4 separate regions of the Homo sapiens genome follow, and regions 2, 3 and 4 are each linked to region 1. The links are chromatin loops, found by intact Hi-C in ENCODE. Cell type or tissue: HCT116. All regions are shown on one strand. Region 1 overlaps ST6GALNAC3 (ST6 N-acetylgalactosaminide alpha-2,6-sialyltransferase 3). Region 2 has its middle 39 kb from the start of LINC02567. Region 3 overlaps MSH4 (mutS homolog 4). Region 4 overlaps ST6GALNAC5 (ST6 N-acetylgalactosaminide alpha-2,6-sialyltransferase 5).

Region 1 (8,000 bases):
CAACCCTCACTAAAGTGGATGGAAGAAAAAGGTGCTATTTAAGTGGCTTTGGAAATGTATGCAGTCTGTAAAACTAAGGCAAAATAAACCGTACACAAGCACTGTACTCTAGTTGACGAGGCTATTTTCCATGGGGGTATAAGTTAACAATTTTGATACTGCTACATATGTATACTGGAATTGAACAACTAAATAAATGCATGACAGATGCTGAGAGCCAAGTTTATCATTTTTGGAGTAGGAGGCTACAGATAGGCAAGGGGGAAGGCTAGAATGATCCACGTGATAATGGCTTAGAGCTGGAGACATGTAACAGCTTAAGAGCTGGAAACGTCAGTGTGAACACATGTTTAGCATAATACAGATACCAATGGTTACATACAGATATATTTGTAGATCAGTAGATAGGCATCTATAGATTGGTTCACATGCACATGTTTTCTTGCTGTCAGCTGAGAGCTTATAAAGCAGCAGCAACCAGAAGCACCAGCACACCTGGAGCCCAGACCCTATTCTAATACCACCCTCCAATAAAAGGAGCCAGGGCTGGCTGGGCGCCGTGGCTTACACCTGTAATCCCAGCACTTTGGGAGGCCAAGGCGGGCAGATCACGAGGTCAGAAGATTGAGACCATCCTGGCTAACACGGTGAAACCCCGTCTGTACTAAAAAGACAAAAAATTAGCCGGGCGTGGTGGCGGGCGCCTGTAGTCCCAGCTACTTGGGAGGCTGAGGCAGGAGAATGGCGTGAACCCGGGAGGCGGAGCTTGCAGTGAGCCAAGATCGCGCCACTGTACTCCAGCCTGGGCGAGAGAGCGAGACTCCGTCTCAAAAAAAAGGCCAGGGCTTTTTGGAGAAATGACTGATTCAAGGACTAGGGCAGAAGATGTACAAGATAATCCTGGAGTATCTTGTAGTGAGTGCCACAAAGAAAGCAAGAAAGAAACACCTCAAAAACAAAAACCCGCAATGATGGGGGTGTGTCAAAGGGACACAGGAGTCACGTGAAACAGCTCCCAGAGGCAAAAAAAAAACCAAACAAAATCTAGTAGTATACTATTTGATTATAACTCAAAGTATGGAATAAATCTCTATGAGTCCATATTGATAGAAATAAACAATTGAATACGTAAATAAATGGGGAAGAAGAGAGAAATTTTCTGTGCAGAGAAATTTCAAAAATGTTTATAGGTACTGTGCTCTCTGAGGGTGGAATATAACTCCCCCTCCTTAAGTGTGGACTACACGTGGTCACTTTCTTGTGATAGTACAGTATAAAAAAAGGAGAGGGGACAGTAACTTTACGAGAAGAAACCTGACAAACACCGTCTCAGCGAGGTGATGACGTTCAACATCTACAACGTTAAATCATGTTAATAATATGTACCCTGAATATGATGTGATAAGAATGGCATTTTCTCTCTGCCTTCTTCCTCTCAAAAACCCATAACCCCAGTCTAATTATTAGAAAACCTTAGACAAATTCCAAAAGAGGAACCTTCTACTAAACTCCTGAGCAGTACTCCTCAAAACTGTCAAGGTCATTAAAAACAAGTTTAAAGTCTGAGAAACCACTACCGCCAGCAGGATCTTAAGAAGACATGACAACTAAGGTAAGGCGGTATCCTGGGTAGGCTCCCGGAGCAGAAAAAGGACACTAGGTCAAAATAAAGGAAATCCGAATAAAGTATTGGCTTCAGTTAATAATAATGTATCAATATTCCTTCACTAATTGTAACAAATGTGTTATGCTAATATGATTAAAACAACAACAACAGGAGAAACTATATGTTAAAAATAGGAGGCCGGGCGCGGTGGCTCACACCTGTAATCCCAGCACTTTGGGAGGCCAAGGCAGGTGGATCACGAGGTCAGGAGATCGAGACCATCCTAGCTAACACGGTGAAACCCTGTCTCTACTAAAAATATTAAAAAAAAAAAAAAATTAGCCAGGCGTAGTGGCGGGCGCCTGTCGTCCCAGCTATTCGGGAGGCTGAGGCAGGAGAATGGCATGAACCCGGGAGGCGGAGCTTGCAGTGAGCCGAGATTGCGCCACCGCACTCCAGCCTGGACGACAGAGACTCCGTCTCAAAAAAATAAAATAAAATAAATAAAAAAAGGAGAAAGTGGGGGAACTCTTGCTATATTCATAGTTTTTCTGCAAATCTAAAGCTGTTTGAAACAAAGTTGATTAAAACAACCAAAAATTACCCATGCCTGGCACATAGTAATTCTCTATAATAATTTGGCTGTAGTGACGGTAGCAGTAGTACTCATGGCTCCAGTGTAGGCGCATGGAGGAGACGGGGGTCGGGGGGCAAGATTTGCTGAGTCCTTTATGTTCTTCCTGTGGGAATTTAGGTTCAAAGGTCCAGGAAATAAACTGTCACTGTGCTGGTCACCACCCAACAACCACTTCTAGACCCTGTACCAAGGGCAGCAAAGCCCGTAGCTTTATAGTGACTTTGTAGGGAGGAGGGCACTCCCCGATTCCCACAAATAAAGAGAAGGTCACCCTCACATACACACATCCTCCAAGGCAAAAAAAATAAAAAATAAAAAGATTGGTGGAAATGCAAATGCAAAGAAAATGCAAAGATTTCAATCAAGAGGTGTTTTGTAATCAGAAGGAACTTCTAATCAAGGGCCAAGAAACTGACCCCACCCAGTGGCTGCCAGATGACCTAAAAACCCGGAAGTCAGAATGGTGGTTTTCGTTAAATGGTAGCGCTCCCTGGTGTATTGAGCTGGTGAAATATGGCTTGTATTTCCCTTGCCTGCATGCAGTCTTAAATCCTCCCTCAATAGAAAATCTCCTGTCAGGCTGATCCACACTAACCACGGGCACTCCTGCTCTCCCCAAAATAAGCAAGATCAGCCCAGGAAGTCAAGTCCTCATCTCCTGTCAGATGTCAACACAAGCATGCTACGGCCACATTGCAACCAGGTTAGGGACAAAGAAGAGCAGCCTGGATGTACAGCATTACCAAGGCGGATGCTTCTGTGAGCGTCAAAAACCCTGGGTTACAATCACGTTTCACTAACGAAACACAAACAAGCAGTGGCTGTGCTTCATTTGCAACAGGCGTTTCCAGACACTAATATTGCCCACACTTGCTTGAGTTGGAGAATGTCTTTACATTCATAACAAACCTTGAAAGTAGAAGCTGAGACACAAAGTAGCAGCTTAAATGCAGTGCTCTTCGGGGACTTCACTAAGAAACAACCTGAGTGTTCCCCAGTACGATTGCTTTAAGAGTGACGAGAGCGCCCTCTCGTGGGGGAGAAAGGGCCCTGCATGCAGGGTGCAAACCTGTGAGGGCCAATGCACCACCGGCTACGGGGTCAGCCTGGGTTGGATTCATGTGGTTGGTGCCTGCTCTGTTTTCTCCTCCTCATGATCTTGGTGGTGTTCCAAGAGAATTGTCCACCCACATAAGCAAGAGAAAATTCCAGGGGTGAAATGACTGGACTATTTTTAAGCCGACTGGGCCAGGTTGGGTTTCATGTCTCTCCTGATCAGTGTTTGCCTGAGTTTGCAGCTCATTCTCATCACGGAAAAAGCCCTCCCGACTACAGACGGCGGGACAGGCAACTCATCACTGTGACGGAACCCAAGCCAACTCTTTAAGCCAGTGGGCAAGGTCTTAGATAAGACACCAAAATGGAGAAAGTTGCCCATTGCTGAGGGGCGCCCGTTTGGACAAACAGCAAAATGGGGCCAGCCAAGAGCATCATTTCAGACAGAGAAAAACGAGAAGGGAAGGGGCTCAGAGGCATTGGCCTGAAACAGAATATGACTAACTGTTCCCTGTCTAGGTCAACTCCTTAGGACATAAAAATAAGCCACTCAAACAAAGCCATGGTTAGTGTTTTAAACAAAATATAGATATGTTTAAAACTTAGCAACACAGGACAAGTTATACCAACAGCAAAACACAGAAAAATCTGAGGTGAGGGAGTAAGGAGTAAGTCCCTTTGCCTGAATTCATGCCATGTTTTATTAAAGTGAACAAGGAATAGCCATGCTTGAAATCCCCTCCCCAAACGGCTTTGTTAGCTGGACACAGCCACTCCATCTCAGGTGTAATTTCGCACGCACAGGCAGGTGAGGTCCTGAGTTGGGGACAGCTCTCTGGCGGTGAGACATCTCCCCAGAGGCTCACAGGTACACTCTAGCCGCCTATGGGTCTATAGGAGCCCTGGGGAAGAAAAGATGGAGTTTCTGGTTTAGATTAGGTTATTCTGGCAACAAAAAGGAAAGGGCAGGGGAGGAGAACATTATCAGTGTCCTTCAAGAACGGGCAACTTCAGAGGGTATGCAAATAGGCAATAGCTATAGGGGAAAAAAAATTCACAATGGCATCCAAAAAATGTAACTTAAATTAAGGATGTTACGTCATTTTCCACCTATCAGAAGGGCAAAATGAAAAAGCATGACATATCCATTACTGAATATCTGAGGAAAGAGACACCAGACACCACTATTAAAAGGAGCAAAAATGGTCTTCCCACTTCTGGAGACCAGTTGTATCCAATATCTTCAAAACGTGCATATCTTAAGGTCCGGTAATTCCCTTCTGGGAACTCTAAAATAAGACTTGCACAACATTTTCCAATAGGAATATCCCTAAAGGTTTATGAATGACCACATTATAGAGCTTATATTTTGGGCTTCAGGAAATAAGAAAATAAGGACAGAATTCAACCACCAAAAGGCATCTAAGAATTAAGGAAAATGTTGGTGGAACCTCTAAACCTTTTCTCCATGTTCCCAGTGGATATGGTCTATGGCTGATCCCATGATGGGAAATCTCTGCCCAACGGTCAAAATGGTGTTTTCAGCTAGTCTCACAAGTTCAGAGTCATACACCAGCACTTCATTTTCTATTTAAATGTTTACGGTTTAAATTGAAACTGTGGGGGCCTTTCATTCTGTCAGGAGGCCATGGTCAACATCCTCAGTGTGTTTTGTCCTTGGCACAGCCTCCTGGGAAGCCTCAGGCTCAGCTCAGATGCTTCACTATGAACATTACCAAAGACTCGTGGGCATTTCAGAATTTAAGAAAGAGCCCACCTTCACCTAGCACAAGACTTTGCAAATAATCCAGACCCTTTCATCAAAGTGGCTCCACAAGTATGTGGTGTGCACAAGGCCGCCTGGGCAGTCTTTACCTCATCACCCACCTGGCAGGACATGTTTAGAAGCTGCTTCTCTGTGATAAGATTTCCTCCGCATCTTAAATAACCTGGACAGCAATAAGCCAGTGTCAAGGTGGTGGCTGTCAGCTTCTTCTAGGATGGATCAGCAGTGTCCTTGGAAAAGCAAAAAGCTAGAAGCCCAGGTAAACACTTACAACACGACAATGACAAAAAGATATGAATAATAAATACCTTCAAAAATATGATCTTCCTAGGAGACTTTATTTACACGCTCAGCCATTCTTTTGCTTTTTCTCTGGCTCCCAAATAGGATTTAATCTTTTGACAATTTTTCACTCCAAGAAAGACTAAAGAGCCCATGGTGGGAAGGACAATATTGTTCCATGAATCAGGTACAGTATGCCTCAAAAGTCATCACAAATTTAAATTTCTGCCTTAAGTAGCCAAGTGGAAAGGGCACTGCAGCAAGAGTCAGGAAGCCTGGATTCTCACCCAACTCTCAAGAACCGGCTTCTCCACAGTGGGCCTCCATCATCTTTCTGAATTCCAGATTCATCCTCTGTAGAGACAATGTCTAGACTCCCATCTAGCATCCCTGGGAAGGTGAATCCGGGATGGGACCTGCAGCAAAGCAATCGATGCCCCACCCGTTTTCCCTCAGCCTTCATTGTAACAGTGCCCATGGGCCTGACCAACTGCCAGCCCCTGCACCTCCTTACCAGAGGTTCTCTGGCCAGCAGAACCTCCCCTCTCAGGTGTGATCACTCAGAGGCACCTGTGCTACACTCTTTCCCAGACGTTCCCAGTGGAACTGAGCTGCAGCTGTCCACAGTGATGGCGAGCTTGATAGCACATCCTTTATTGGCTTCCTTCCTCCCCTTCTCATTCCCCACTCCCCTTCCCAAGTTTCCTGGGATCATCTCCCACATAAACTATGTACACTGGAATCCTGCCTCTGTGGGAACCCAAACTAGGAGGGGTGATTTGTATGCCTTTCTACGAGGGACTAAACCTTTTCAAATGGCCTGGCCTTATATCTTTAAGCCACGCCTGTGATGTAGAAAGTAGGCCGTTTTCTCCATGGCTGACTGTAATGCAGACTTTTGAAAGTGACAAAGCCTAGTTTTAACGTCACCCCTTGCCCCCCTGTTTGCCCACAACATCTGAAGGTTCCTCCTGATTCCCAGTTCTGATAGATCCTCCTGATTCCCAGTGATTCTCACCTAGGAACCACCAATGAAGGCGGAGGAAGGGGAGGCCTGAACACATCTCCCCTCTTCCCCGTGAGAACCAAGGGGCCACTATTTCACTTTCTTGTCTCCCCATCAGTGTGTTACTTCACTCTTGGAAAGGGGCCCAAATGCTAAGCATGTCAGGTCATGAAGCAGGCTGAGTGGAAGACTTGGCTGATGATCTGGGGCCCAACCACACCTTTTCAGAGTCCAAGTAGTTGAAATGTCAGAATTACAGCCTGGCTACTAACAATGGTACAAAACAGCTAGCTCTATCAAGACCCGGACAATCCCTAGCTTGGCAGAAATAGGCTTGCCTGCAGCCAAGATCTCCTAGAAAAAGCCACCTTCTGGTTCCCAGTCCACATGCACACAGACCACCATTAGATCACAGCAGGAGAAATCTCTGCACCGATATGAGGTGCTGTGCTGTAATTGTCATCATCCACATAAAACAGAGGTGGGAACGAAGCAGGGAGTGTACGCTGTTTTATCAATCTGCACACTCACACATCTGACAACGTTTCACAGAATCCTACCACTGCACCAGCCATGCTCAGAGGGAATCTAGTAGACACTGTTCTGCAGGAAATTACAGCTACCCACAGAAAATCTGAAGTCACAAAGGGAAGGACATGATGAAGGGAGAACATGATAAAACTTCAAAGAAATTCCAAGGCAGAAGATGTGAATGATCAACAGGAAAAAGGCAATTAGGAGGGAATTGGGTCTACCCAGAGGGAGACATAATGAAACCTAGCCCCATTCATGGATTTCACATCTCCAAAAGAACAGTGAACCTGATTCATCCCTACTGGCTTTACTTGACACCATGAAGGAAGAGAGTGAACAAGAACACATGATAAAAGGTTAAAGAGGAAAGTTGAAGTCAACTTGAACGAAGCCTGCTTTTCACACCAAAGCACTCAACGTAAAAGCCAGCCCACCAGGGTGGTGACGGGTGAAGATACCCTTACCAGAAACAGAAAGAGGCTCTCAGATGGAGGCTGGAAAAAAAAAGGCAGGGGTAGGATCTGCAGTGCTGTAAGATATTAGAGACAGTCTAGGTTTGCTTTCTCATCCTGAGGAGAAGGAAACGCAGCCCAGAAATGTGCAGTGTCTGCCTGAGTCACACTGCAGTATGCAGAAGAGCTGAGTCCCCATTCTTCCCAGCAGAGCTCTTTCCACCACCATGTCCCTCCTAGGAGGAATCAACCAGGTGAGCTCTGGCTCTAGGGAGGTTCCCTCTATTTAAGAATCTTCTCATATCATTCAGGAAACATCTAGCAACGTGCAAAACAACTCCTAGAATGGCATTATGACCCAGCAATCCCACCTCTGGGTACATATCCAAAGGAATGAAATCAGTATCTCAAAGAGGTATCTGCAGCCCTGTGGTCATCACATCATTCTTCACAAAAGCAAAGATATGGAAACAACCTAGATATCCATGGAACAATGAATGAATACAGAAATATGAATACACAATGTGATAAAAATACACAATGGAACAATGGAATATTACTTAACCTTAAAGAAGAAGGAAATCCTGTCATTTGCACCAACATGGATGAACCTGGAGGGACAGCTATGTGAGCTGATAGAT
Region 2 (8,000 bases), 590 kb before region 1:
TCACTTTTAATTCTCATATAAAAGCTAAAAGACAAAGTATTAAAAATAACTCTAATTAAAAATATGTTTAAAGTTATACAATACAAATAGATGGAAATTTTTATAACAATAAAATACAGTGGGGGGGGGAGAAGTTAAAGTGTAGAGTTCTTGTATGATATTGACTTTTACTTGTTATCAACTTAAAATAGAGTGTTATTTCTATAAGATATTTTATGAAATCACCAAGGTAACCATGCTCACCCACACACAGGCACACATACACACACACACAAACTTGTAGAATTTACACAAAAGAAAAAAAGAAAGGAATCAAAGTCTATATGAAAAATCAAAACACAAAGGAAGACAACAAAAGAGGAAAAGGCAGGTAAAAGAACTACAAAAATAACAGGAAACAATGAACAAAATGGCAATATTAATTTTTTTATGTAAGTAACTTTTAAAAATATAAATGGATTAACATCCCCAATCAAAAGAGTGACTGAGTGGATAACAAAACAAGATCCAGGACTTAGCTCTACGCTGTCTACAAGAAACTTACTGTAGAATTAAGAACATATATAGTCTTACAGTGAATAAATGAAAAAAAGTTATTCCGTACAAATAAATTGTCACCAAAAAAGAGCAGAAGTGGCTCTATTTATCCAGATGACTAATTTATCTTTCTCTAATATGAAAAAATGTTACAAGACAAAGAAAGATAATTTATGATAACAGAGTCAATTAACCAGGGAGATAGAATAATTATAAATATATATGCACCCAACGTCAGAGTTACTAAACATATAAAGCATAAAGCAAACATTGACAGAACTAAAGGGATAAATAGCAACACAATAATAGTAGAAGACTTCAATGCCCCACTTTCAATAATGGATAGAATACCCAGGCATAAGACCAAAAAGGAAACAAAAGATTTCAATAACACTGTAGAGCAAATGGACCTAACAGACATATAGAGAACATTTCACCCAACAGCAGCAGAATATACAATACACGTTCTTATGAAGCAAACATGACTTTTTCTCCACGATACATCACATGTTAAGTCACAAAACAAGATGTAACAAATTTAAGATTGAAATCTTACTAAGTGTCTCTTCTGACCCCAGTGGAATAAAACTAGAAATCTATAGCAGAAGAAAACTTATAAAATTCACAAATATATGGAAATTAAACCACTCACTTTTGAACAACAATTGGGTCAAAGAAGAAATCAAGAAGGAAATTAGAAAATACCTCAAGACAAATGAAACTGAAAACACACCACACCAAAACTTATGGGACACAAAATAAATAGAACCAAGTGGGAATTTTATAGTGATAAATGTTTACATTAAAAAATAAGGTAGATCTGAAATAAACAAACCAATTTTACACCTCAAGGAACTGAAGAAAGAAGAAAAAACAGCCAAAAATTAGCAGAAGGAAGAAAACAAAGTCTAGAGACAAATGAATGAAATACAAAATTTAAAAGTAACAGAAAAAAAATCATAAAACTGAGAATAGGTTTTGTGAACATATAAACAAAATTGACAGACCCTTAGCTAGACAAACTTAGAAAAAAGCAGAGAAGACTTAAATAAGTAAAATCAGAAATGAAAAAGGAAGCATTACAACAGATTCCACCAAACTATAAAGGATCATAAGAGAGTATTCTAAACAATTATATGCCAGCAAACTATACAAACTAAAAGACATGAATATATTTCTAGAAACAAACAACCCATCAAGACTAAATCAGGAAGAAATAGAAAGTTGGAAGGACCTGTAACTGGTATAGAGATTGAATTAGTAATAATAATAATAACAACAACTCTAAACAAAGAAAAACACAAGACAGATGGCTTCCCTAGCAAATTCTAACAATAATTTAAAGAAGAACTAACACTGATTCTTCTCAAACTCTTCCAACAAATGGAAAAGGAGGAAATTCTTCCAAACTCATATTATGAGGCCAGGATAACCCTGATACCAAAGCCAAAAAAACAGGCAACACAAGAAAATAAAACTATAGGCCAATATCTCTAATGAACATAGATGCAACAATCCTCAATAAAATAGTAGCAAACTGAATCCAACAGCACATTAAAAGAATTATACACCATGACCAAATGGGATTTATCTCTGGGATGCAAGAATGTTTTAACATATGAATATCAAAGAATGTGATTTGCTACATTGACAGAATAAAGGATAAAAATCACATGATTATGTCAATAGATGCAGAAAAAGCATTTGACAAAATTCAACATCCTTTTATGATAAAAGCTCTTAACAAACTAAGAATAAAAAAAATTATCCCAACATAATAAATGTCATATATAAAAAGCCCACAGCTGGTGGCTGGCAAGATGGTGGAATAGGAACAGCTCCGGTCTGCAGCTCCCAGCGAGATCAACGCAGAAGGTGGGTGATTTTTGCATTTCCAACTGAGGTACTTGGCTCATCTAACTGGGACTGGTTAGACAGTGGGTGCAGCCCATGGAGGGGAAGCTGAAGCAGGGTGAAACGTCGCCTCACCCAGGAGGTGCAAGGGGTCAGGGAACTCCCTCCCCTAGCCAAGGGAAGCCGTGAGGGAGGGACTCTGCTTTGAGGAACAGTGCATTTCTGCCCAGATACTACACTCTTCCCACGGTCTTTGCAACCCACAGACGAGGTGATTCCTTTGGGTGCCTACACCACCAGGGCCCTAAGTTTCAAGCACAAAACTGGGTGCCCGTTTGGGAAGACACTGAACCAGCTGCAGGAGTTTTTCTTTCATACCCCAGTGGCGCCTGGAATGCCAGTGAAACAAAACCGGTCACTCTCCTGGAAAGGGGGCTGAAGCCAGGGAGACAAGTGGTCTAGCTCAGTGGATTCCACCTCTACAAAACCCAGTAAGCTAATATCCACTAGCTTGAAATTCTTGCTGCCAGCACAGTGGTCTGAAGTCGACCTAGGACGCTTGAGCTTAGTGGGCGGACGGGCGTCCACCATTACTGAGGCTTGAGTAGGCGGTTTTCCCCTCACAGTGTAAACACAGCTGCCGGGAATTTTGAACTGGGCGAAGACCACCTCAGCTCTGCAAAGCTGCTGTAGTCAGACTGCCTCTCTAGATTCCTCCTCTCTGGGTGGGGCATCTCTGAAAGAAAGGCAGCAGCCCCAGTAAAGGGTTTATAGATAAAACGCCCATCTCCCTTGGGGAAGGGGCGGCTGTGGGCGCAGCTTTAGCAGACTTAAATGTTCCTGCCTGCTGGCTCTGAAGAGAGCAGTGGATCTTCCAGCGCAGCGCTCGAGCTCTGCTAAGGGACAGACTGCCTGCTCAAGTGGGTTCCTGACATCCATGCCTCTTGACTGGGAGACATCTCCCAGCAGGGGTCGACAGACACCTCACAGAGGAGAGCTCCGGCTGGCATCTGGCAGGTGCCCCTCTGGGATGAAGCTTCCAGAGGAAGGAACAGGCAAGCAATCTTTGCTGTTCTGCAGCCTCCACTGGTGATACCCATGCAAACAGGGTCTGGAGAGGACCTCCAGCAAACTCCAGCAGACCTGCAGCAGAGGGGCCTGCCTGTTAGAAGAAAAACTAACAAACAGAAAGGAATAACATGAACATCAACAAAAAGGACATCCAGACAAAAACCCCATCTGGAGGTCACCAACATCAAAGACTAAAGGTAGATAAATCCACGAAGATGAGGAAAAACCAGCACAAAAAGCCTGAAAATTCCAAAAACCAGAACACCTCTTCCCTGCCAAAGGATCACAACTCCTCACAAGTGAGGGAACAAAACTGGACAGAGAATGAGTTTGATGAATCGACAGAAATAGGCTTCAGAAGGTGGGTAATAACAAACTCCTCGAGCTAAAGGAGCTTGTTCTAATCGAATGGAAGGAAGCTAAGAACCTTGAAAAAAGGTTAGAGGAATTGCTAACTAGAACAAACAGTTTAGAGAAGAAAATAAATGACCTGATAGAGCTGAAAAACACAGCATGAGAATTTCGTGAAGCATACACAAGTATCAAAAGTCAAATTGATCAAGGGGAAGAAGGGATATCAGAGATTAAAGATCAGCATAATGAAACAGAGCATGAAGACAAGATTAGAGAGAAAGGAATGAAAAGGAACAAAAAAAGCATCCAAGAAATATGGGACTACGTGAAAAAGACCAAACCTACGTTCAATTGGTGTACCTAAAAGTGACAGGGAGAATGGAACCAAGTTGGAAAACACTCTTCAGGATACTATCCAGGAGAACTTCCCCAACCTACCAAAACAAGCCAACATTCAAATTTAGGAAATACGGAGAACACCACAAAGATACTCCTTGAGAAGAGCAACCCCAAGACACATAATTATCGGATTCACCAACATTGAAATGAAGGAAAAAAGGTTAAGGGTAGCCAGAGAGAAAGGTCAGGTTATTCACAAAGGGAAGCACCTCAGACTAACAGCAGATATATCTGCAGAAACCCTACAAGCCAGAAGAGAGTGTGGGCCAATATTCAACATTCTTAAAGAAAAGAATTTTCAACCCAGAATTTCATATTCAGCCAAACAAAGCTTCATAAGAGAAGGAGAAATAAAATCCTTTACAGACAAGCAAATGCAGAGAAATTTTGTCACCACTGGCCTCTCTTACAAGAGCTCCTGAAGGAAGCACTAAATATGCAAAGAAAACCCGGTACAAGCCACTGCAAAAGCATAACAAATTGTAAAGACCATTGACACTATGAAGAAACTGCATCAACTATGGGCAAAATAACCAGCTAGCATCAAAATGACAGGATCAAATTCACACATAACAATATTAACCTTGTACCTCTGGTAGAATTCAGCTGTGAATCCATCTGGTTCTGGACTTTTTTTGGTTGGTAAGCTATTAATTATTGCCTCAATTTCAGAGCCTGTTATTGGTCTATTCAGAGATTCAACTTCTTCCTGATTTAGTCTTGGGAGGGTGTAGGTGTCGAGGAATTTATCCATTTCTTCTAGATTTTCTAGTTTATTTGCATAGAGGTGTTTATAGTATTCTCTGCTGGTAGTTTGCATTCCTGTGGGATCGGTGGTGATACCCCCTTTATCATTTTTTATTGCATCTATTTGATTCTTCTCTCTTCTCATCTTATTAGTCTTGTTAGTGGTCTATCAATTCTGTTGATCTTTTCAAAAAAACAGCTCCTGGATTCATTGATTTTTTGAAGGTTTTTTTGTGTCTCTATTTCCTTCAGTTCTGCTCTGATCTTAGTTATTTCTTGCCTTCTGCTAGCTTTTGAATGTGTTTGCTCTTGCTTCTCTAGTTCTTTTAATTGTGATGTTAGGGTGTCAATTTTAGATCTTTCCTGCTTTCTCTTGTGGGCATTTAGTGCTATAAATTTCCCTCTACACACTGCTTTGAATGTGTCCCAGAGATTCTGGTATGTTGTGTCTTTGTTCTCGTTGGTTTCAAAGAATGTCTTTATTTCTGCCTTCATTTCATTATGTACCCAGTAGTCATTCAGGAGCAGGTTGTTCAGTTTCCATGTAGTTGAGCGGTTTTGAGTGAGTTTCTTAATCCTGAGTTCTAGTTTGATTGCACTGTGGTCTGAGAGACAGTTTGTTATAATTTCTGTTCTTTTACATTTGCTGAGGAGTGCTTTACTTCCAACTATGTGGTCAATTTTGGAATAGGTTTGGTGTGGTGCTGAGAAGAATGTATATTCTGTTGTTTTGGGGTGGAGAGTTCTGTAGATGCCTATTAGGTCCACTTGGTGCAGAGCTGAGTTCAATACCTGGATATCCTTGTTAACTTTCTGTCTCATTGCTCTGTCTAATGTTGACAGTGGGGTGTTTGTAAATGGGCTAAATGCCCCAGTTAAAAGACACAGACTAGCAAATTGGATAAACAGTCAAGACCCATCAATGTGCTGTATTCACGAGGTCCATCTCACATGCAAAAACACACACAGGCTCAAAATAAAAGGATGGAGGAATATTTACCAAGCAAATAGGAAGCAAAAAAAGGAGGTGTTGCAATCCTAGTCTCTGATAAAACAGACTTTAAACCAGCAAAGATCAAAAGAGACAAGAAGAGCATTACATACTGGTAAAGGCAAAGAAGGGCATTACATAAAGTAAAGGGATCAATGCAAAAAGAAGAGCTAACTATCCTAAATATATATGCACCCAAAACAGGAGCATCCAGATTCATAAGGCAAGTTCTTAGAGACCTAAAAGAGACTTAGACTCCCACACAATAATAGTGGGAGACTTTAACACCCCACTGTCAATATTAGACAGATCAATGAGACAGAAAATTAACAAGGATATTCAGGACTTGAACTCAGCTCTGGACCAAGAAGACCTAATAGACATCGACAGAACTCTCCACTCCAATCAACAGAATATACATTCTTTTCAGCACCACATTGCACTTATTCTAAAATTGACCACATAATTGGAAGTAAAGCACTCCTCAGCAAACGCAAAAGAATGGAAATCATAACAAACAGTCTGTCAGATCACAGTGCAATCAAATTAGAATTTAGGATTAAGAAACTCACTCAGAACCACACAACTACATGGAACCTGAACAACCTGTTCCTGAATGGCTACTGGGTAAATAACAAAATTAAGGCAGAAATAAATAAATTCTTTGAAACCAAAGAGAACAAAAACACAACATACCAGAATCTCTGGGACACAGCTAAAGCAGTGTTTAGTGGGAAATTTATAGCACTAAATGCCTGCAGGAGAAAGCAGGAAAGATCTAAAATTGACACCCTAACATCACAATGAAAAGAACTAGAGAAACAAGAGCAAACAAATTCAAAAGCTAGCAGAAGGCAAGAAATAACTAAGATCAGAGCAGAACTGAAGGAGATAGAGACACGAGAAACTCTTTAAAAAAATCAATGAATCCAGGAGCTGGTTGTTTGAAAAGATGAACAAACTAGATAGACTGCTAGCCAGACTAATAAAGAAGAAAAGAGAGAAGAAAAAAATAGACACAATAAAATATGATAAAGGGGATATCACCACTGATCCTACAGAAATACAAGCTACCATCAGAGAATACTGTAAACACCTCTATGCAAACAAATTAGAAAATCTAGAAGAAATAGATAAACTCCTGGACACCTATACCCTCCCAAGACTAAACCAGGAAGAAGTCAAATCCCTGAATAGACCAATAACAAGTTCTGAAATTGAGGCAGTAACTAATAGCCTACCAACCAAAAAAAGCTCAGGACCAGATGGATTCACAGCCAAGTTCAACCAGAGGTACAAAGAGGAGCTGGTGCTATTCCTTCTGAAACTATTCCAAACAACATAAACAGAGGGACTCCTCCATAATTCATTTTATGAGGCCAGCATCATCCTGATACCAAAACCTGGCAAAGATACAACAAAAAAAGAAAATTTCAGGCCAGTATCCCTGATGAACATTGATGTGAAAATCCTCATTAAAATACTGGCAAACCGAATCCAGCAGCACATCAAAAAGCTTATCCACCACAATCAAGTTGGCTTCATCCCTGGGATACAAGGGTGGTTCAACATATGCAAATCAATAAATGTAATCCATCAAATAAACAGAACCAATGACAAAAACCACGTGATTATCTCAATGGATGCAGAAAAGGCCTTTGATAAAATTCAACACCTCTTCATGCTAAAAACTCTCAATAAACTAGGTATCAATGGAACATATCTCAAAATAATAAGAGCTATTTATGACAAACCGACACCCAATATCATACTGAATGGGCAACAGCTGGAAGCATTCCCTTTGAAAACCGGCACAAGACAAGGATGCCCTCTCTCACCACTCCTACTCAACATAGTATTGGAAGTTCTGGCCAGGGCAATCAAGCAAGAGAACGAAATAAAGTGTATTCAGATATGAAGAGAGGAAGTGAAATTGTCTCTGTTTGCAGATGACATGATTGTATATTTAGAAAACCCCATCGTCTCAGCCCCAAATTTCTTTAAGCTGATAAGCAACTTCAGCAGTCTCAGGATACAAAATCAATGG
Region 3 (8,000 bases), 240 kb after region 1:
TGTTGGAAGTGGGGGTACTGATTAATAAATTGTTGAGTTATAGGGCATTATTACTTCAGAATAGAATGTAAAAGAAAAGCTCAAAAAAGTTTCCAGACCTAAAAAGAAAGGTGTTTATTAAACTAGGGTATTTACAATAATATTTTAAACTATAACTTGTAAGTATAAATGAACTTAGGTCTTAATAATGTGAATTTTTGTGAGAAAAAAGTGGTGTATTGTATTTTCTCCTAACATAAAAACCATTCCTTTAAGTAGTTCTCATTTGTTAAGTTATAATAAATATTTTTCATATAGAATATATAGATGACAATTGTGATGTTAATATAATGTAATTTTCAATTAAAATATGAAATTTGGCAAATGTTATTTTCCTTATCTCTAAGGAGAAAAATAAATTCTAGGTTCCTTGAATTAAGATATATTATTACATTAGAATTGTGATTATTCTTCAGTCTTTTCTGGAACTTGTTCAGTCCTGGGAAAATCTTCTTTGTACTTCTTCTTGAGGTTACTTAAATATATTCGTAAACTGTCTGGATCCAATTGAGAGTTTCGAGCAGTTTGAACAAGCCTAGTGGCTAGATGGTACACAGCTCTCTGTCTTTCCATCTCAGGGGTACTCCTTTGGTTTTGCTGTCATTGAAAAAAAAAAAATATATATATATATACACAAATACCATAATTTTTATTTAAACCACATGTTGGCAATATTCTATCTCCTTCCATAGACATATGGAACTCAAGGGTTAACTAATTCCTTTGAACAAATCAGTTTCCTCCAACAAGGAAAGAATATACAAGAAGAAATAAAAGAAATATTGTATTTGAAAGAACATAATTTATTCTGAGTATTTGTTACTTTATCACAGATCTTATGTTCTTGAAATCACTTTTCAATGAAAAAAATTATGCTAAATAGGTCAGATTTCTCAACATAATACCGAAAAGTAATAGAAAATCCACCAGAGATAGACTCTACAAACACTTTCCCATTAAAAAGGTATGGGAAAACAGCATTGTTCATTGCTATGTGGTAATATACTTTTAAATGATGCCAAAGAGTACTACTCTGCTATCTCCTACTTTAATTCCCCAACAGATAAACTGGTACACAGAATGGGTCATCAGAAAATTGCTTGCCCCTAAAGAGAGTACATATATAGAAACTGCTGGAGCCTAAGAGAAAATACTGCCTGAGGGGTAAATTACATTTTAAAAATAAATAATATGAATAGCTATTTAAAATCATGCCTTAATTTTTAATAAACTAAACTTCGGGATACCCAAGAAATAATATGTAAAACAGGAATGTAGAAGTCCTTTAGATGCTTGGTCTTGAATAGAACTTCAGGACTGCAAATATACCTAGAAAATTCTTATTTCACCTCTTTGCCTGAACTAGATAGAGAAATCAGCATTTTTAATCTTAACTTTTTATGGAAAGTCTTAGTGAGTTTCCCTGAAATATAATCCCTTCAACTCATAATAGCAAGCAACTCCAGATTTTTTTTTACTTTTCACTATAGGAAAAATGAGTAAGATTTTATGAGGTAGAATAAGATTACCATATATTCACCCATCTATCTATTTGGTACACAGATCAATTACCAATTAGTCTATTATTTTAAGAAAGTTATTGAATATCTACTATCATCTATGTTCCAGGCCTCTAAGCTTACGTTTATATATCTATGGGGGATACAAAAATGTAAACCTCACATGATAACAGAACTCAAGGAGCTTACAGTCTTAATGGTTAAAAAAACAAAAGGCTTGTTGTAAGCAACTGATTATAATAATTAAGAAAAGTCCCATAAAACAGCCATAAAATACTCAGAGGAAGGGAAACTCACTTCCAGCTCAGGCCAAGAAAAGCTTGAATAGGATGGAGTATTGAAATTAATCCTGATAGATAAAACAGCCTAGAAGAGGGGGTATTCCACAGAGGAAACAGTTAGAGCAGGTACATTTGAAAGCATGGTACACAATCAGGTCAATATGATGAAATGGCAAGTAATTCAATGTAGTAATGACAAGTAATTTAATTTACAAGATTGAAATTGCAGAAATGTAGATTACGTGAAACCGAGTGATATTATGTAAGGGAGGTGTAGAAAACAAAGGAAAATCATGAAGCAGAAGCCAATAAGCTTTACAATCACGTAAAAACTGGTTAAGAAGGCAAATCCCTGAGCCACAGAAGATCCTTGACAATCTAGTATGGTACCCTGTATCTCAGGCAATTCTAATGCAGGTAATTCTAAAATATATTTTGAGAATTACAGAGGACTTTTTACACTAGACAAAGGAGTTCAACTTTACTTTGTAATAAATCATTAAAAGTTTCTGAGTAGGCAAACTACATAATAAAAACTATGCATTAGGAGACAATCTGGTAGAAGTGTATATAAATAGATTGAGAGAGAGAGAGAACTTACTGCATAGTCCTAATGACAGGTGATTAAGAGGAATGATCCATATATGACTTTGGTGAGTCACTGGGAGACTTAAAGGTGAAGAGATAAGAGTTTTTTTTAGAAGATGATAAATTTAACTTTGGCTTTTAAACATAGATTAAGATATGTAGGAGAAATATGGAGAAAAATATATAGATTCAGAGTTGAACAGAAATGATGATGGACGCTGTGAGAAAAGATGAGATCACCAAGTGCAGATTTTAGAAAGAAAAGAAACAAGGGCAAAAATCTTAGAAACTTTTATATTTAGTAAGTGGAATAAGAAAAAGTAATGATGATGGCTGGGTGCGGTGGTTCATGCCTGTAATCCCAGCACTTTGGGAGGAAGAGGCGGGTGGAATGCTTGAGCCCAGGAATTTGTTAAAAACCAGGCTGGGCAACACAGTGAGACCTTGTTTCAAAAAAAAGAAAAAAAAAGAAAAGAAAAAGTACTAGTGAAGAAGGGACAGAAGAAATAATCAAACAGGTAGGAGAATGAAAATATCCAGGAGAGAATAATTCCACATAGCCAAGAGAGGGCAGAATTAAGAAAAGAGAAAACAAGGGTAGTGTCAAGTGCCATAGAGAGATCATGGAAGATCAGAAGTGAAAAGAAGGACAAAGGATTTTATAATTAGTTGGTATTTAAGAGAAAACTTTGGGGAGAGTGATGACAATAAGACTCAGTTTAAACATGAGAAATGAAAGAAGCAAGCATGGGTTACTTTTGATAAGTTTGCAGTAAAAAGAAAATGAAATAATAGTTTGAAAAGTAGAGTAAACAGGCAGAATTTTAGGGGAGAAATCTAAGCATACTCTTAGAAAAAGGAAAAGCCTGTGACGAAAATATTAAAGATGCAAAAGAGAATAAAGGGAACTGAGAAGTAATAATAACTTAGTGGAGATTTTTTTAAAAGGTAGAATAGTTAACCTTCTGTCTGAAAGTCAGTCTCTTCCTCTGAGATAAGATGGAAGAGAGATGGAAGAAAAACAGAAATATTCAAAACAAAATTTTGAAGGAGGGGAGGTTCAAGAACTCATCAAGATGACCTCAAATTTGTTAAAAAGTAGGAGGCAGATTATCTGTAGAAAGTGAAGTGATTGAGAGTACAGGAAGAGTGAAACTGTTTCAAAAGAGTTATCGTAAAAGAAGCTAAATAATAAATAAAAAGAAAAAAATACAATTCTCATCACATACCATGGCCTGTCAGCGGGGGGAGGGGGTGGGAGGCAAAGGGAGGGATAGCATTAGGACAAATATCTAATGCATGCGGGACTTAAAACCTAGATGACGGGTTGATGGGTGCAGCAAACCACCATGGCACATGTAAACCTATGTAACAAACCTGCACGTTCTGCACGTGTATCCCAGAACTTAAAGTATATACTAAAAAAAAAAAAATACAATTCTGGATATCAACAAAATGGCAGAGTAGAAGCAGTCTGCCTTTGCTCTCCCCACAGAGAACCAAAAGCAAATATCTGGAGCACAGATTAACACCAGCAACATTTTAGAAGCCAAATCTGAGGCTGAAATGATAGTTGGGAGACAGAGAAGTGAAAAACTCTGAGCAGACTATAAAAAGAAAGAAAGTTCTCTATCTGCAATGTCCGTGCCCCAATCTGCCAGGCATCATGCACAGAAAATTCCTCCCAATCTCATTTGTTCTACTCTGGAAAAAGTGAGATTGAGGTGGATAGCCAGCTTCCCCACCATCCTGGGTTCCCTTGCAGAAAAATCATTCCTGCCTAAACCCACAGGAAGCACCACTAGTGCCTGGAGGGAGAAAACCGCCTGAGGGCAGCTAGAGACAAAAAGGGGAGTGGAATTAGAAACTCCAGCCTGTAAAACTACTCCTCATTTCAGTCGAAGGAGACACCAAATCAGTGTGGATGTACAGCAGCACCATGCTAGAGGAAGCAGATGCCACAGGTCATCTGGGTATAAACCCCTAGCCAGCCTTTCCACACAGCTGAGGTATCCCCTCTAAGAACCCTACCATCTGAGATGTGTAGTACTGCAAACATTTGCCAGAGCTGAGGAAATTCTGGGCTTAAGGTGCCATCTAGTGCTGAAAATGAGGCAGCAATCTAGGATTAAGGGGAATCACAGACAATTGCAAAGAACTTCTAAGCAAACATACAACCTAGAAAGTCCAACAAGCGAGACACTGAAGATAAACTGATCCTTCATTGCAAAAACATAGATATATATCCACAAGGAACAAGAGCAAACAGGAAACTATGATCTCCCCAAATGAACAAAGCAAGGAGCTGGTGATCAACATCGTGGTGAGATGGTGATACGTGAGCTCTAAGATCAAGAATTCAAAATAGCAGTTTTAAGAAAATTCATGAACTCTAAAACAGCACAGAAAAAGCAACTGATAAATTTATCAGAGAAATTTAATAAAGAGATTAAAGTTTGGCCGGGCACATTGGCTCACGCCTGTAATCCCAATACTTTGGAAGGCCAAGGTGGGCAGATCATTTGAGGTCAGGAGTTTGAGACCAGCATGGCCAACACAGTGAAACTCCATTTCTACTAAAAATACAAAAATTAGCCAGGCATGGTGGTGCACACCTGTAATCCCAGCTACACAGGAGGCTGAGGCAGCAGAATTTCTTGAACCCAGGAGGCAGAGGTTGCAGTGAGCTGAGATCACACCACTGCACTCCAGCCTGGGTGACAGAGCCAGACTCTGTCTCAAAAAAAAAAAAAAACAGATGAAAGTTTTTAAAAATCAAATGGCAAACAGATTTGAAACCCTGGAACTGAGAAATACATTTGTTGAACTTAAAAAAACTACAGAGGCTCTCCAAAAAAGAAATAGATCAAGCAGAAGAAAGAATCAGTGAGATTAGCCAGGCACAGTGGCTCATGCCTATAATACCAGCACTCTGGGAGACTGAGGCAGGCAGATCACTTCAGCCTAGGAGTTAGAGACCAGCCTGGCCAACATGGTGAAACCCCGTCTCACTAAAAAAATTAGACAGGCACGGTGGCACATGCCTGTAATTCCAGCTACTTGGGTAGCTGAGGCACAAGAAATACTTGAATCCAAGAAGCGGAGGTTGCAGTAAGCCAAGATATAGTCAGAGGGAAAAAAAAACAGAATGAAAGGAATAAAGACAGCCTGAAAGATTTTATACATATATATATATATATATATATATATATATGTATAGAGAGAGAGAGAGAGAGAGAGAGATACACCGTGGAAGAGCAAATCTAAGATTCACTGGTGTTCAAGAGAGAATTGAGAAAGAGCAAAGAGTAGAATGCCTATTTAAAGGAATAAAATGGAAAACCTACTAAACCTAGAGAAATATGTTAATATCTAGGTACAAGAGGTCACAGAACACCAAATATATTCATCCCAAATAAGACAAGCCAAATGATATAATAATCAAACTCTCAAAGGTCAAGGACAAAGAGAATCCTAAAAGCAGCAAGAGAAAAGAAGCAAATAACATATAAAGCAGCTCCAATTCATCTGGCAACAGACTTCTCAACAAAAACCATATAGATCAGGAGGGAGTGGAATAACAGATTCAAAGTGCTGAAGGGAAAAAAACTGCAAACTGAGAATACTATACCTAGCAAAACTTTCCTTCAAACATGAAGGAGAGAAAAAGTCTTTTCTAGACAAACAAAAGCTGAGGAAATGCATCATTACTAGACCCATATTATAAGAAATGTTAAAGGGAGCTCTTAAATCTGAAAGGAAAGAATGCTAACATGCAAAAGACAAACAAACAAACAAACTTGAAGTTTAAATGTAAGTACATAAATTCAGAATACTCTAATACTATAAATGTGATGTGTAATCTACTCATATCTCTAACATAAAGACTATAAGACACATTTATTAGCTGGGCGTGGTGGTGGGCGCCTGTAGTCCCAGCTACTCAGGAGGCTGAGGCAGGAGAATGGTGCGAACCCAGGAGGCAGAGCTTGCAGTGAGCCAAGATCGCGCCACTGCACTGCAGCCTGGGCAAGAGAGTGAGACTCAATCTCAAAAAAAAAAGAAAAAAAAAAAGACACGTTTATGAAAATAGTAACTACAGACACCTTTAAAGAAATAGACAATATAAGAAGGTGTAAATTGAGACAAGAAAAAATCAAAATGTCAGGGGAATGAAGTTAAAGTACGGAGTGTTTCAGTTTTTCCATTGTTTGTTACTTTCTTCTCTCTATGGTCAAAACTAAGTAGTTATCTGTTTAAAATAAAGTGTTATAGCTATAAAATATTTTATAAGCCTCATGAAAATCATAAATTAAAATATATATATTTAAATTTATATAATATATAATATATTATATATTATATATATTATATATAATATATACATATTATATATTATATATATATAATATATAATATGTATATATTATATATAATATATATAATATTGTATATATATTATATATATTAAAAATATAAAGCAATGAATTAAAACATACTACCAGAAAAAATTACTTAATCAAAAAGGAAGAAAGAGAGCACTTACAAAACAACCAGATAACAAGTAACAAAATGGTAGCAGTAAGTCTTTATCAGTAATAGTATTGAATGTAAATGTCCTAAATTCTCCAATTAAAAGACATAAGAGTGTCTAAATGGATTAAAAAAACAAGACTTAAAAAAACAGGAGTTCAAGACCAGCATGGACAACATGGTGAAACCCTGTCTCTATTAGAAATACAAAAATTAGCTGGGTGTACAGGCGGGTGCCTGTAATCCCAGCTACTTGGGAGGCTGAGGCAGAAGAATCGCTTGAACCTGGGAGGTGGAGGTTGCAGTGAACTGAGATCAAGCCACTGTACTCCAGCCTGGGTGACAGAGCAAAACTCTGCCTCAAAAAAAATAAAAGAAATAAAATAAGATCTAACTGTATGATGCTAACTAGAAACTCACTTCACCTACAAAGTCATACTAGACTAAAAGTAAAGGGATGGAAGAAGATATTCCAGATAAATAAAAACCAAAAAAGAGCAGGAGTAGCTATGTTTATATCAGATAAGATAGACTTCAAGTCAAAGACTGTAAAAAGAGACAAAGAATGTTATTCTATAATAATAAAGGGGTCAATTCAGCAAGAGGACATAACAATTATAAATATATATTCACCCAACAGTGGACCATCCAAATATGTAAAGCAAAAATTCATAGATATAAAGAGAAATATAGACTGCAATACAATACTAGTAGGGGTCTTCAACATTCCATTCTCAGTAATGGCCAGATCATCCAAACAGAAAATCAACAATTAAACACTGAAGTTAAACTACACTCTAGACTGCCTGGACCTCACTGACATTTGCAGAACATTTCATCCAACTGCTGCAGAATACAAATTCTTCTCATCATCACATGAAACAGTCTCCAGGATAAACAATACATTAGGCCACAAAACAAGTGTCAATAAATTCAAAAATGTCGAAACCCTATGAAGTATATTTTATTCCACAATGGAATAAAACTAGAAATCAATAACAGAATGAACTTTTGGAAACTATATATATAAATACATGGA
Region 4 (8,000 bases), 750 kb before region 1:
GCCTGAGGCACTACATCTGTCTGAATAACTCTTTTCATTCAATATTAGGTTTATGGGATTCATTCATATTGTATGCTTTTGTAGTTTGGTCATTCTTGTTGCCATATGGTATTCCATTTTGAATATACCACAATTTATTTGTTCAAATATTGATGGATATTTGGGGCTAATAAACTGTGTTGCTATGAACGTTCCTGTACATGTCTTTTAATAAAGGTATGGATACCTGTCACAGCACCCTTAAGCATGAATTTGAGTCCCTTTCCCTTTCTCTTCTCAACTGAGCTCTAATATAACCTTCCTTTGCAAAGACCAGATCCCTTACCGACCTCGCAGACATGTGTAGTAGACTTTCACCCTTCTTACCATCTGGCATCTATTCATCCTTTTCCCATGAAAATGACCTATTTACAGCCCAAGTATTCAGGTGGAATTTCTTCCCCAGAAGCATGCGGCCTGGGCCTATGCTGGTTAGAGCATCACATTCCTGTTTTATTTTCACAATTTAGATAAAATTCACAGCTATGTGAATTCACCCACTAAATTCACGGAATTGGATGGTTTTAATTTACTCAGAGATATGTGAAACCACCCCCACAGTCAATTTCAGAACATTTCTGCCCTTTAGCTATCACTCTCCTACCCACCCATCACCCCCAGCCCTGAGCAATCACTAATCTACTTTCTGTTTGTATGGATTTGCTTATTCTGGACATCTCATATAAATGGGATTATATAGTATGTGGTCCTTTGTGGCTGTCTTATTTAACTTAGCTTAATAGTTTCATGGTTTCAAGTTTCCTTCTTATTGTAGCATCTATCACTAACTGCTGTATTTTCATTGCTTCTTATGGCCAAATAACATTTAATTGTATGGATACGCCATATTTTATGCCACATTTTGTTTATCTATTCAACAGTTAACAGACATTTAGGTTTCTACCTTATGATTGTTATGAATAATGCTGTTATGAATAATGCCTTTGTGTACAAGTTTTTTGTAGCTAGATATTTTCATTTATATTGGCATATACCTAGGAGTAGAACTGCTGGGACACATGTAACTCTATGTGTCACAATTTGAGGAACTGCCAGTCCATTTTCCAAAGTGACAGCATCATTTTACATTTTCACCAGCAATGTATGAGAGATCTAATTTCTTTCCACATTTGACAAAAGTTGTTGTTATATTTTTTTCAATACAGCCATCCTACGGGGTGTGAAGAGTTATTTCCTTGTGATTTTGATTTGCATTTCTTTGATGGCTAATGATGTTGAGAATCTTTCCGTGTGCTTTGTCTATTTGTATGCCTTCTATGGAGATACGTCTATTGAGATTCTTTGCCCATTTTAAAATTGGGTTAATTTGTTTTATTATTGAGTTGTATGGGTCTTTACATATTCTGGATACAAGTTCCAAAGGGGATATATAATTTGAAAATATTTTCTCTTATTCCATGGGTTGTTTTTTTACTTCTTGATAGCATCCTTTGAAGCACAGAAAATTTTAATTTTGGTGAAAACCAATTTTTTGTTGTTGTTGTTGCTCATGTTTTGGGAATTACACCTAAGAATTCGTTGGCAAATCTGAGGTCCTGCAGATTTATCCCTGAGTTTTCTTCTAGGAGTTTAATAGATTTATATGTACATACATCTTAGATTTACATCTTTGATCTGCTTTGAGTTAATTTTTCTATATTGTGTGAGGTAAGGGCCCAATTTCATTGTTTTACATGTGGATATACAATCATCCTAGCACCATTTGTTTAAAAAATATTCTTTATTGAATAACCATGGTGCCCTTGTTAAATTCGGGTGACCAAAGACATATAGATTTATTTGTAGACTCTCAATTCTATCCCACTAATCTATATGTTTATCCCTATGTTAGTAACATATGTTTGATTATCGTCACTTTATTGTAAGTTTTGAAATTGGGAAGTTATGAAATTTGAAAGGCCTTCAACTTATTCTTCTTTTTAAAGATTGTTTTGGCTATTCTGAGTCCCCTGCAATTCCATATGAATTTTGGGATCAGCTCATCAATTTGTACAAAGAAGTCAACTGGCCTAGAGAATCCCAGTTGCAACAGAGATTGTACTGAATCTTTAGATCTATTTGAGGAGCACTATTATCTTAACAAGATTAAAATCTTCTTGTCCATGAACATGGGCTGTTTTTCTACTTATGTAGATCTTCTGTAATTTATTTCAGTAATGTTTTATAGTTCTCAGAGTATTAGTTTTACACTTCTTTTGTTATAGTTATTCTTAAATATTTTATTCTTTTAGATGCTATTGTAAACAGAATTGTTTCCTTCATTTTCAGATCATTTATTTCAAGTATATAAAAATATAATTAATTTTTGTGTATTGATCTTGTGCCCTGCAGCCTTGATGAACTCATTTATTGTTTTAACAATTTTTGGTGTATTCTTTAAAACTTTCTTTGTAAGTTCATGGCCCCTTTCTGCTTTTTTTTCTTTTAAAGAAACAATCACAATAAAGAGGGAATCAGATGATCTCAATGTATCATTTTATAACACTTTTCTGGATATGAGAAAGTAACATTTTCTCATCCAGAGGAAAAATATGTAAAAGGAATTAAGAGGAAAGTGATAACTTCCACTTTCTCAGTTGACTGTGCAACTGGGCTGGCCAAAAAAATATCATGTATAATATTTGTTATTACAAATGCATTGTTCCATTTTATATGGCTATCTGATGAACACACTCAAGAAAAACTTAAAATCAACTATAAAATAAAGTGAAAAAGCAAAATCCAAATCAATAAAGATATTTTGGGAACTCTCAAAAAGAATAAACAGAATTTTATTTGCTACACTAAGCAAAGAATCAAGAAAATGTTAACCAGTTCAGAGGACCAAATGGAACTTCTCTGCTTGTAGAAAATTCACTCATAGCTAGCACAAAACATTTCTCACGCAAAAGGCCTTATATTCCCAAAGTACCCTGTTCTCTTCTTTGCTATTTATCAGCAGTTTTTGAATGTACCATAATTTATCCTCATGTTTCTCAGATACAGTGTTTGATGACTTGTAATAAAAGCACTAAAATGATACTATGGTAGACTCTGAGAACATATATCACCACAGCCTGACTTGAATGCTTCCACATAAAAACCTAGGTGCTAACCCATACTAAACAGTGCCCACTGCTTCCTGGGCTGGAGACAATCTCAGTGCTGCCCTCTCATGGCAGGAGGAGTAACCATGCTCCCTTTGCAATTGGGAAAAGCCCTAAAAGGCTGACCAGCATGTTGTGATGTACAGTAAGACTTTTCAATGTACGGAAAATACATTGGTGACTAAGGAAGCACAATGTATCCTATGAATCCATAATTATTTACATCCTTGGACTATTTTTTGGCCCTGTGTTGATGTGTATAAATTTACCAATTATGTGTTTTCATCAGAGGAGGATGTTGGAATTAATGTACCACAAACACTTATTGCAACTATTCCATCTTCTCAATCTTTAAGTTCTAAAGCAAAACATCTTCTCATTCAACACTACTGAGGAACTATATAAAATATTTACTTAGAACTACACTGACATCTAGTGAGGCTAACAATGTGCTCACTGTAAATAATATCTTATTTGCTAAAACACTGATGTTCTGAGAACGTATTAATCCATAAGACTGTTCACAATTCCTTATCTGAATAATTATGTTTTCTGATAATTCTCAACAAATCAATGTGATTAAAACTATGAAAAAGCATTCACTAGTAATAAATGTATCTAAATATGATTTTTTAATTACTGAGGAAATAAGAAACATGCAAGAAACATAAGAAAGGTTATTCTTCTTTGCAACATGTAAAAATGAAAAATTTTAAAAGATAATGATTTTTATGTTTGTTCACTTTTCAAATGAGATTGATCGCTTCCTTGCTTTCATTTTGTTCAATGTGAGGATGCTCAACTGCTTTGACTAGGTATCAAAGGAATTTATTAAAATCCTAGAGAGAAACCAAAATAATTGGCTCTCTTTTTGGCAGACTTGATAAACATTTTATTTTGCAAAAGTATATTTTAATTCTGGGATAACATTAAATGTTTCTTTGAGAAAGGTATATCCCAGTGTATTGTAACCTATAAAATCTTTAATAATTGTAGTTAAGAATATAAAGTTCTGGTTATTATGAATGATAATGTCAGGCCTCTGAGCCCAATCTAAGCCATCATATCCCCTGTGACCTGCACGTACACATCCAGATGGCCGATTCCTGCCTTAACTGATGACATTCCACCACAAAAGAAGTGAAAATGGCCTGTTCCTGCCTTAACTGATGACATTGTCTTGTGAAATTCCTTCTCCTGGCTCATCCTGGCTCAAAATCTCCCCTACTGAGCACCTTGTGACCTCCACTCTGCCCACCAGAGAACAACCCCCCTTTGACTGTAATTTTCCTTTATCTACCCAAATCCTATAAAACAGCCCCACCCTTATCTCCCTTCGCTGACTCTCTTTTCAGACTCAGCCCACCTGCACCCAGGTGAAATAAACAGCTGTATTGCTCACACAAAGCCTGTTTGGTGGTCTCTTCACACAGACACGAGTGAAATTTGGTGCCGTGACTTGGATCGGGGGACCTCCCTTGGGAGATCAATCCCCTGTCCTCCTGCATTTTGCTCCATGAGAAAGATCCACCTACAACCTCTGGTCCTCCGACCAACCAGCCCAAGGAACATCTCACCAATTTTAAATCCAATAAGCAGCCTTTTTTACTCTCTTCTCCAACCTCTCTCACTATCCCTCAACGTCTTTCTTCTTTCAATCTTGGCGCCACACTTCAATCTCTCCCTTCTCTTAATTTCAATTCCTTTCATTTTCTGGTAGAGACAAAGGAGACACTTTTATCTGTGGACCCAAAACTCCGGCACCAGTCACGGACTAGGGAAGGCAGCCGTCCCTTGGTGTTTAATCATTGCAAGGATGCCTCTCTGATTATTCACCCAGGTTTCAGTGGTGTCAGACCACGCAGGGACGCCTGCCTTGGTCCTTCACCCTTAGCGGCAAGTCCCGCTTTTCTGGGGGAGGGGCAGGAACCCCAACCTCTTGTCTCTGTGCCCCCATCCGTTATTTCTGTGCCCCGACCTCTTATCTCTGTGCCCCGATCCCTTATTTCCATGCCCTGACCTCTTATCTCTGTGCCCCAACCCCTTATTTCCACACCCCGACCCCTTCTCTGCTTTTCTGGAGGGCAAGAAACCCCCACCCCTTCTCTGTGTCTCTACTGTCTTTTCTCTGGGCTTGCCTCCTTCACTATGGGCAAGCTTTCACCTTCCATTCCTCCTTCTTCTCCCTTAGCCTGTGTTCTTAAGAACTTAAAACCTCTTCAACTCTCACCTGACCTAAAATTTAACCATCTTATTTTCTTCTGCAATGCCGCTTGACCCCAATACAAACTCGACAGTAGTTCCAAATAGCCAGAAAATGGCACTTTCAATTTTTCCACCCTACAAGTTCTAAATAATTTTTGTCATAAAATAGGCAAACGGTCTGAGGTGCCTGATGTCCAGGCATTCTTTTACACATCAGTCCCTCCCTAGTCTCTGTTCCCAATGCAACTCATCCCAAATCTTCCTTGTTTCCCTCCCACCTGTCCCCTCAGTCCCAACCCCAAGTGTCACTGAGTCTTTCTAATCTACCTTTTCTACAGACCCATCTGACCTCTCCCTTCCTCGCCAGGCCGAGCTAGGTCCGAATTCTTCCTCAGGCTCCGCTCCTCCAACCTATAATCTTTTTATCAACTCCCCTCCTCACACCCAGTCCGGTTTACAGTTTCATTCCGTGACTAGCCCTCCCCAACCTGCCCAGCAATTTCCTCTTAAAAAGGTGGCTGAAGCTAAAGGCATAGTCAAGGTTAATGCTCCTTTTTCTTTATCTGACCTCTCCCAAATCAGTAGCGTTTAGGCTGTTTCATCAAATATGAAAAACCCAGCCCAGTTCATGGCTCGTTCGGCAGCAACCCTGAGACTCTTTACAGCCCTAGACCCTAAAAGGTCAAAAGGCCATCTTATTCTCAATATACGTTTTATTACCCAATCTGCTCCTGACATTAAATAAAACTCCAAAAATTAAATTCTGGCCCTCAAACCCCACAACAGGACTTAATTAACCTCAACTTCAAGGTGTACAATAATAGAGTAGAGGCAGCCAAGTAGCAATGTATTTCTGAGTTGCAATTCCTTGCCTCCACTGTGAGACAAACCCCAGCCACATCTCCAGCACACAAGAACTCCAAAGGCCTGAACCGCAGCTGCCAGGGGTTCCTCCAGAACCTCCTCCCCCAGGAGCTTGCTACAAGTGCTGGAAATCTGGCCACTGGGCCGAGGAACACCCACAGCCCAGGATTCCTCCTAAGCCGTATCCCATCTGTGTGAGACCCCACTGAAAATCAGACTGTTCAACTCACCTGGCAGCCACTCCCAGAGCCCCTGGAACTCTGGCCCAAGGCTCTCTGACTGACTCCTTCCCAGATCTTCTTAGCTTAGCGGCTGAAGACTGACTCTGTCCGATTGCCTCGGAAGCCCCGTAGACCATCATGGACGCCGAGCTTTGAGTAACTCTCACAGTGGAAAGTAAGTCCGTCCTCTTCTTAATCAATATGGAGGCTACCCACTCCACATTACCTTCTTTTCAAAGGCCTGTTTCCCTTGCCTCTATAACTGTTGTGGGTATTGACGGCCAGGCTTCTAAACCTCTTAAAACTTCCCAACTCTGGTGCCAACTTAGACAATACTCTTTTAAGCACTCCTTTTTAGTTATCCCCACCTGCCCAGTTCCCTTATTAGGCAGAGACACTTTAACTAAATTATCTGCTTCCCTGACTATTCCTGGATTACAGCTACATCTTACTGCCGCCCTTCTTCCCAATCCAAAGCCTCCTTTGAGTCCTCCTCTTGTATCCCCCCACCTTAACCCACAAGTATAAGATACCTCTACTCCCTCCTTGGCGACTGATCACACACTCCTTACCATCTCATTAAAACCTAACCACCTTTACCCCGATTAATGCCAATATCCCATCCCACAGCATGCTTTGAAAGGGTTAAAGCCTGTTATCACTCACCTGCTACAGCATGGCCTTTTAAAGCCTATAAACTCTCCTTACAATTCCCCCATTTTATCTGTCTAAAACCAGACAAGCCTTACAAGTTAGTTCAGGATCTATGACTTATCAACCAAATTGTTTTGCCTATCCACCCCATGGTGCTAAACCCATATACTCTCCTATCCTCAATACCTCCCTCCACAATCCATTATTCTGTTCCAGATCTCAAACCTGCTTTCTTTACTATTCCTTTGCACCCTTCATCCCAGCCTTTCTTTGCTTTCACCTGGACTGACCCTGACACCCATCAAGCTCAGCAAATTACCTAGGCTGTACTGCCGCAAAGCTTCACAGGCAGCCCCCATTACTTCAGTCAAGCCCAAATTTCTTCCTCATCTGTTACCTATCTCGGCATAATTCTCATAAAAACACATGTGCTCTCCCTACTGATCGTGTCTGATTAATCCCTAAACCTCAATCCCTTACAAAACAACAACTCCTTTCCTTCCTAGGCATGGTTAGTGCGGTCAGAATTCTTATACAAGAGCCAGGACTGCACCCTGTAGCCTTTCTGTCCAAACAACTTGACCTTACTGTTTTAGCCTAGCCCTCATGTCTGCATGCAGTGGCTGCCACTGCTTTAATACTTTTAGAGGCCCTAAAAATCACAAACTATGCTCAACACACTCTCTACATTTCTCATAACTTCCAAAATCTATTTTCTTCCTCATACCTGATGCATATACTTTCTGCTCCCGGCTCCTTCAGCTGTACTCACTCTTTAAGTCCGACAATTACCATTGTTCCTGGCCCGGACTTCAATCTGGCCTCCCACATTATTCCTGATACCACACCTGACCCCCATGACTGTATCTCTCTGATCCACCTCATTTCCCCATGTTTCCTTCTTTCCTGT

What was found. Hi-C counts contacts between places; a loop is a spot of excess contacts. Peaks named below come from ENCODE experiments on the same cell type or tissue, not always from the same donor. Only the 100,000 strongest peaks of a DNase experiment are listed, where the experiment ranks them.
Region 2: it touches region 1 in a loop (10-fold over the local background); 4 of 110 quality-filtered maps call a loop at or near these places.
Region 3: a loop joins it to region 1, with 12 times the contacts of the local background. A loop is called at or near these places in 13 of 110 quality-filtered maps.
Region 4: a loop joins it to region 1, with 4 times the contacts of the local background. A loop is called at or near these places in 10 of 110 quality-filtered maps.

What each region holds. Positions count from the first base shown.
Region 1 is chr1:76,149,579-76,157,578 of GRCh38, reverse strand. All of the region lies in intron 1 of ST6GALNAC3 (ST6 N-acetylgalactosaminide alpha-2,6-sialyltransferase 3), which reads right to left. Among named protein-coding and RNA genes, the nearest start is that of ST6GALNAC3, 79 kb to the right of the region's middle. RefSeq lists a silencer at 3,189-3,298. In HCT116, a CTCF peak has its summit at 3,282 (motif pointing left); DNase peaks (open chromatin) are centred at 2,718 and 3,258; H3K27ac peaks cover 842 bases.
Region 2 is chr1:76,736,451-76,744,450 of GRCh38, reverse strand. No RefSeq gene overlaps it. Among named protein-coding and RNA genes, the nearest start is that of LINC02567, 39 kb to the left of the region's middle. RefSeq lists an enhancer at 5,753-6,047. In HCT116, no CTCF peak of the experiment used is centred here; no DNase peak of the experiment used is centred here.
Region 3 is chr1:75,905,332-75,913,331 of GRCh38, reverse strand. MSH4 (mutS homolog 4) reads right to left here. Exons shown (of 20, transcript NM_002440.4): 20 at 90-636. The coding sequence ends at 445. Among named protein-coding and RNA genes, the nearest start is that of ASB17, 23 kb to the left of the region's middle. In HCT116, a CTCF peak has its summit at 4,542 (motif pointing left); a DNase peak (open chromatin) is centred at 4,511.
Region 4 is chr1:76,896,566-76,904,565 of GRCh38, reverse strand. All of the region lies in intron 2 of ST6GALNAC5 (ST6 N-acetylgalactosaminide alpha-2,6-sialyltransferase 5), which reads right to left. Among named protein-coding and RNA genes, the nearest start is that of ST6GALNAC5, 33 kb to the right of the region's middle. RefSeq lists an enhancer at 4,050-4,589. In HCT116, a CTCF peak has its summit at 3,210 (motif pointing left); a DNase peak (open chromatin) is centred at 3,185.